Linked DNA regions of Mus musculus: region 1 is linked to region 2. Evidence: chromatin contacts called from ENCODE Hi-C or POLR2A ChIA-PET data. All regions are on one chromosome and are shown on one strand. Each heading gives the region's core, a stretch centred on a gene start or an enhancer-like site at or near the end of the contact. The rest is flanking DNA. Distances are from core to core; before and after follow the strand shown.

What was found. A loop is a pair of places that touch in the nucleus more often than their neighbours do. ChIA-PET counts read pairs that join two places held with the same protein, here RNA polymerase II (POLR2A).
Region 1: a loop to region 2 is called in a map of heart, with 3 times the contacts of the local background. The contact joins the enhancer-like site here to the promoter of Zfp697 in region 2. A Hi-C loop is called at or near these places in 19 of 37 maps with a recorded cell type or tissue (Patski, adrenal gland, gastrocnemius and 3 more). POLR2A ChIA-PET finds 5 or more read pairs at or near these places in 4 of 5 experiments (Patski and embryonic stem cell).

Annotation. Positions count from the first base shown.
Region 1 is chr3:98,416,070-98,418,769 of GRCm38, reverse strand. All of the region lies in intron 1 of Zfp697 (zinc finger protein 697), which reads right to left. Among named protein-coding and RNA genes, the nearest start is that of Zfp697, 35 kb to the right of the region's middle. Within about 2 kb of position 1,274, at least 1 of the 3 ENCODE cell types and tissues checked has a DNase peak (open chromatin) inside an H3K27ac peak, as active enhancers do; it is heart, where a contact is called at or near this core.
Region 2 is chr3:98,381,224-98,383,923 of GRCm38, reverse strand. It overlaps Zfp697 (zinc finger protein 697), which reads right to left and starts at 1,443. Exons shown (of 3, transcript NM_172863.4): 1 at 1,346-1,443. It also overlaps a transcript of Gm52610 not described here.

The DNA.
Region 1 (2,700 bases), core at 25-2,524, 35 kb before region 2:
TTCCTCCTCGATGGTCCCAGCTTTTTAAAATGGTAACATCCTTAAAATAACTAGGAAAATGCTCAAAAGCCTCACTCATCTGAAGGCCATCTGAAATGCCCAGTCATTGCACCGGGAAGATACTGCTACAGAGTGGGGGAAAGGTGATCTAGTAGCTTTGGGGGAGGGGTTGTTGTTGTTGTTGTTGTATGTTAACAACATGGTCTGTGTCCGAGGCTGGCCTTGAGCTCCCTACATAGTCAAAAATAATGCTGAGTTTCTCGTCCTGAGATAACAGGTACTACCTGCTGGGCTTATGCAGCACTGAGACCCAAACCCAGGAGATCAGGTATGCCTCCCAAGCCGTGACAGTTCACTCAGTCAACTGAGGTGCATACCTACCCACAAAGTATCTCTATAAAAAGGAAGAGGCGAAGACTGGAGCAGAGGGGAGCGGAAGCCAGGAGAGCTAGAAATCAGACTTTGACCTGGGTCTACTGACATATTTAGCCCCCTCTAGAGCTACCTGCAAACTATTCCTTTGATCGGGGTCCTACCCCTTCAAAGATCAGATCTAACTTCCTAGGATGGTCAGTCAAGCCCATACCACCCTCCCACCTCCCTGGATTTTACAGAGAGAAATTAAGGCCAGAAATAACACCAAGTGACAGAGCACTAGCAACTCCTACCCTCCAGTGGCCCTGCCCTGCCCCCAGGGAGATCAGAGACCAGCTTCAATAGTCCCAGGCTGGGAGGCAGTGTCCCATTTGATTGGACCTATGCAACTTATCGTGCTGTTGGTCCAGTCCCTCTCCATAGATCCTACAACTATCAGGAAAGTGGGTTACTCATTTTATGTGTTAAGAATACTACTAGGCAGTGGTGGTGCATGCCTTTAGTCCCAGCACTCGGGAGGCAAAGGCAGGAGGATCTCTGTGAGTTTGAGGCCAGCCTGGTCTACAGAGTGAGTCCCAGGACAGCCAGGGCTACACAAAGAAACCCTGTATTGGGGGTGAGGAAAGCAAGCAAAACAAAAACCAAACTCTGAGCATGTGGCCCATCCCCTAGGTAAAGTTAAGACTCACCTATATCATTGCAAGTGGGGGCAGCTAGCAAAAAAGCCTTGTGACTCAAAGAGGCAGGCTAAACCTGGAACCTCCTGCCCACTCCCTTGGAGTTGGGTAGACAGGAGTCATGTGCTAAGGCCACTGCCAGGTGGCAGGTGGCCAGGCCAGCAGAGACATCTTGTCAGGGAAAGGAAGTGCTCTCTGGGCAGGAGGCCAAGAGTGGCTCCATTCAGCAGCCTCCAGACCGAAGCGCCCTTCCTGTCTCCTACTCATCTCGGGGGGCCCCTTCCTTACCTTCTCAAGATTGAGCCAGAAACTCAGCAGCAGAATCTAGAAGCTTCTTTCTGCTGCTTCCCACGCCCCTGGCCCACCACTCTCTCCCCAGGGATAGTTTGCATATGTGTCCAAGCAAAGACACCCAATTTGGAAGAAACTGGTAAAAACAACTCCAGGCAGCTATGCAAAAGGCTGTATTCAGGACAGGCAGTGAGATCCAACTGGGGACTGCAAGGGTTAATCATTTGTCCATCTTCATCAGCAACCAAGTAAAAGAGTTAACAGTCAAATTTCTTCTTGGTGGGGAGGGGATGGTCTCAGAGCCCTGCACCTTTACTGGCCAGCTCAAAGGGCAATAAGTCAGTCACTCACCTTACTGGACAGATGATGTCTCTGGTGAACAAGGAACAGCAGCTTTGTCACCCTCCTCCCATGTGTCACATTCACAGGTGCCAATGGACCCTCACCTTGGCTGGCTTTCACAGACCACCCACCCCTCCATGCCAGAGACCCGAGTGCAGACTGCTGAGCAAGGTGGACCTGAGTTCCAGACAAAGAACAGCAAAACACGCCTGCAACTAAATACTGACCACTCTCCAGACAGAAGAAGCCAGAATAATCTGGTTTCTGATCTGTAGTTAATGCCCTTTCACCTGGAGAGGGGAGCCCAAAGACAACATAGCCAGTGGGGGGCCCTGAATTCAGTCTCTAGACACACGTGCCCATGGATGTACATGAACAAGCACACACACACACACACACACACACACACCAGACAGACAGACAGACACAGAAAACCACACAATGTCCTTGGGACCAGGCATTTCCTGTCCATTATCTCAGACAGGACCCCTTAGCTTGTGCAACCTGTCACACCCGTCAAGCTTCCACCATGTGACCACTATGCAACTCCTTGTAGACAAAATAAGAATAAGTGTGACATAGAGACAGCTCCTAAATGAAAATTAGATTCTCTGCCTTCAAATGAGAAGCTGGACAAGCACCCCGTAATTCCAGCATTTGAAGGGTCAAGGCAGGAGGACCAGCCAGGGAAATCCTGACTCAGGATGAAACAGTTCAAGGTGCTGGTGAATACTCCCATCCATCCATATGCTCTGTTTTACTGATTAGAATCGTCTACCTGATGAACAAGAATACCTAGCATTCGTAATTCTTCCTCCCCTGAAGACTTACATTTTACTACCTGCTTTTTGGTTTTTCTTCATTTCTTATTTCATAACAGAAGCCCTAGGCTATCCTCAGGAGGCTGTCCTCCTGCCTGCTCAGCAGCTGGCTTCTCTGTTCAATGTATTTCACAGACTCCAAGACCTTGAAAATCTCTTGAACTTTTATGAGAGCAAACGGAGGCTGAGAGAGA
Region 2 (2,700 bases), core at 194-2,693:
CCAAAGCATCCTTTTCCCCCCCGTGCACCTGAAATAATCCGCCTACTACTCAAGAGGAATTCCTTTGGTTTTAAAGTACATTATACATTAAGTAATCACCATATGTTTCCTTAAGAGAAGGGATGCACACTTGTATACACATAGAAGATCAGAAAGGCATCAGAGGCAGGTGAATTAATTCCCTTATGGGAGTCACACTCCGGTTGTGTTTAAACTTGCCCATTTGTCCATAGCAGCTCACAAAGACCACCAACTCGCTAGCTATTGCCACATTTACCACAACGGTCTCTTGGGAAGAGACCCACTATATGGGAATGCTGACAGCCAACGGAGCCTGACTCAACAGGCAGGATTACAGCACTAAATTAAATTATGCCTCATACTCATGTGGGGGGTGGCTGATTCACTGCGGGGGGGGGATGGGGGCGTGGTTAAGAAAATAAAGGTTAAATCAGAGGAAGTCCCAGAGGAAGTCTTAAAGTCCCGTTCTAGAGACCTGCTATTGTGTGCTCTGGCTGTAAGGTACATCCAGGGTCTCTGTCTCACTGTTCCTCTTCACCATCCCTCATGCTAACATATGCCTCACCCCAGGCCACCTGAGCCTCAATAAGCTCTCTGGCCGCAGGCTCCAGCTCTGTCCACCACCTGCCCATGATCAGCCAACGTGGATATTTGTGGTTGGGGATTCTAGCAAAACCAGACAACGACCCCTCCTGAGCCACGCGCGGCTGGCTAGCTCAGCCTTCCTTTCGCAGGTCCTCATTGTACCTTTCTCCCAGTCCGATCGCAGCCCCCAGGTGGCAATCCGAATCGGTCAGACAGATGGGAGGAGCAGGTAACAGACACGTTTCACAAGGGCCAAAATGAACCTGCTGACCTTCGCAAAGTCCCCGCCTTCATCCCCTTCCTCACAGTGGGGCTGGGGGCACTGACTTAGTAGGCAAAGGGAGCACGATCTAAGCTGATGCACCGATGCACACAAAGCCTTTCACCTTCTGCTTGTCTTGCAAGCTCCTCCCTGGGCTTGGTCTCCCAGGGTCTCTGATGCCCCCTTCGGTGGTCTGTGGGACGGTCCGACTTGCTCTGGCAGCGCAGTCTCAGCCTCCTCCTCCCCTCCCCTCGCCACAGAGACCAAAGGGAGCTCAACCCAGCTATAGGACACGAAGGGTCCCCTTCTGTCCTTGGTTCCTGAGCCCACGGGGTGGCGGACCACAGTCCAGTGTGCGAAGGACAGCTTCGCGCGGCAGCTCAGCCACAGCACACATCCCAGCCCCTAGATGATCAGCTCAGGTTCCCAGCTCCCTATCCGCGAAGCCGGCGCGCCCAGCCGCAGCAGCGCTCCTACCTGTGATGCGCCGGGCAGCTCTGAGCGCACTGCCCAAGCCTGGCGCCCGGTGCTGAGGCTATGCAACCGCGGGCTGGCACTCGGGCTGGCTGCCCACTACCTCCTCGCTGGGGCTTCCTGTGGGGCTGGACAAAGGACATTTCCTGGGAGGAGCAGGGAATGTTCCCAGCATGCCTCGATTTGTAGTTCACCGAGACTTCCTGCCACCGCAGCAACAACGGGGGCTCTACTCAGACCCCAGGACTGGAGGAGAGGACCCTGTCGGGCTGTAGTAGCTCGGAGCCGATGGCCGACCCGCCGCCGCTTGGTAGAGTCGCGATCCTGCAGACGCATGCTGCCCTCACACGCTTGCTGCCCTGGGCGCGCAGTGCGAGCGGCCTTTTCTTTAGAAGTGAACTTTGTGATATGCTCTCTTTACGTCGGCTTCCCCCACCCCACCCCACCCCACCCCACCCCCGCTTCTTCTTCTAATAGATGGTCTTCCATAAGGTGAGGCTGGGGGAGGCGAGCATACTCTGACACTCAGCCTAGCCTGGGACTCACCTAGACAACTCACCGCGATTCTTCTTCCTACTCTTCAGGTGTATACCAACCCGAGTTTGTTGTTTTGCTTTGTTTCTGTTGTGCGCTAATCTACCTTAAAGCCCCCTGCATGCGTGGCCAGTGCTCTGTCCATCTACCAACTTTTTCACCTCCCAGGTTCTCTAGCTCAGTGTTTCTCAACCTGTCTGTCACGACCCCTTGTGGATCAAATGGTCTTCTCGCAGAAGTGGCCTAAGACCATCAGAAAACACAGATATTTATCAACATTACAGTTGATAAACAGTAACAAAATTATAAAGTAGCAATGAAAATAATGGTTAGGAGTCACCACAACATGAAGGGTCGCAGCATTAGGAAGGTTGAGAACCACAACTCTATGCAGTCAGGACTCTGGCTGTGGCCTGTTTAAGAAAAACATTTGGCTGCTCTTCTGGTATCCAGGCTCCTTAAAGATCTTAGCACTTTTGCCCTAAAAACCATGCAGAGCTGATCATTCCTAGATCCTGGCCTGGTGACATCCCTTTTCTCCACTGTTGGCCTCTGCCCAGGCTTCTTTTTAAGAGAAGTAATTGAGAGATAAAAAATAAACTTCATGAATTACATATGTGAGAGCCTAAATGACAAGCCGGATGGTGGAGCACACCTTTAATCCCAGCACCCAGGAGGCAGAAGCAGATAGATCTCTGTGAGTTATAGGCCAGCCTGGTCTGCAGAGGGAGGTCTAGGACAGCCAGGGCTAAACAGGAAAATTTTGTCTTGAAAGCAAAAAGCAAACACACAAAAACTAAATGACTAAAAGCTGAGCTGAGTCA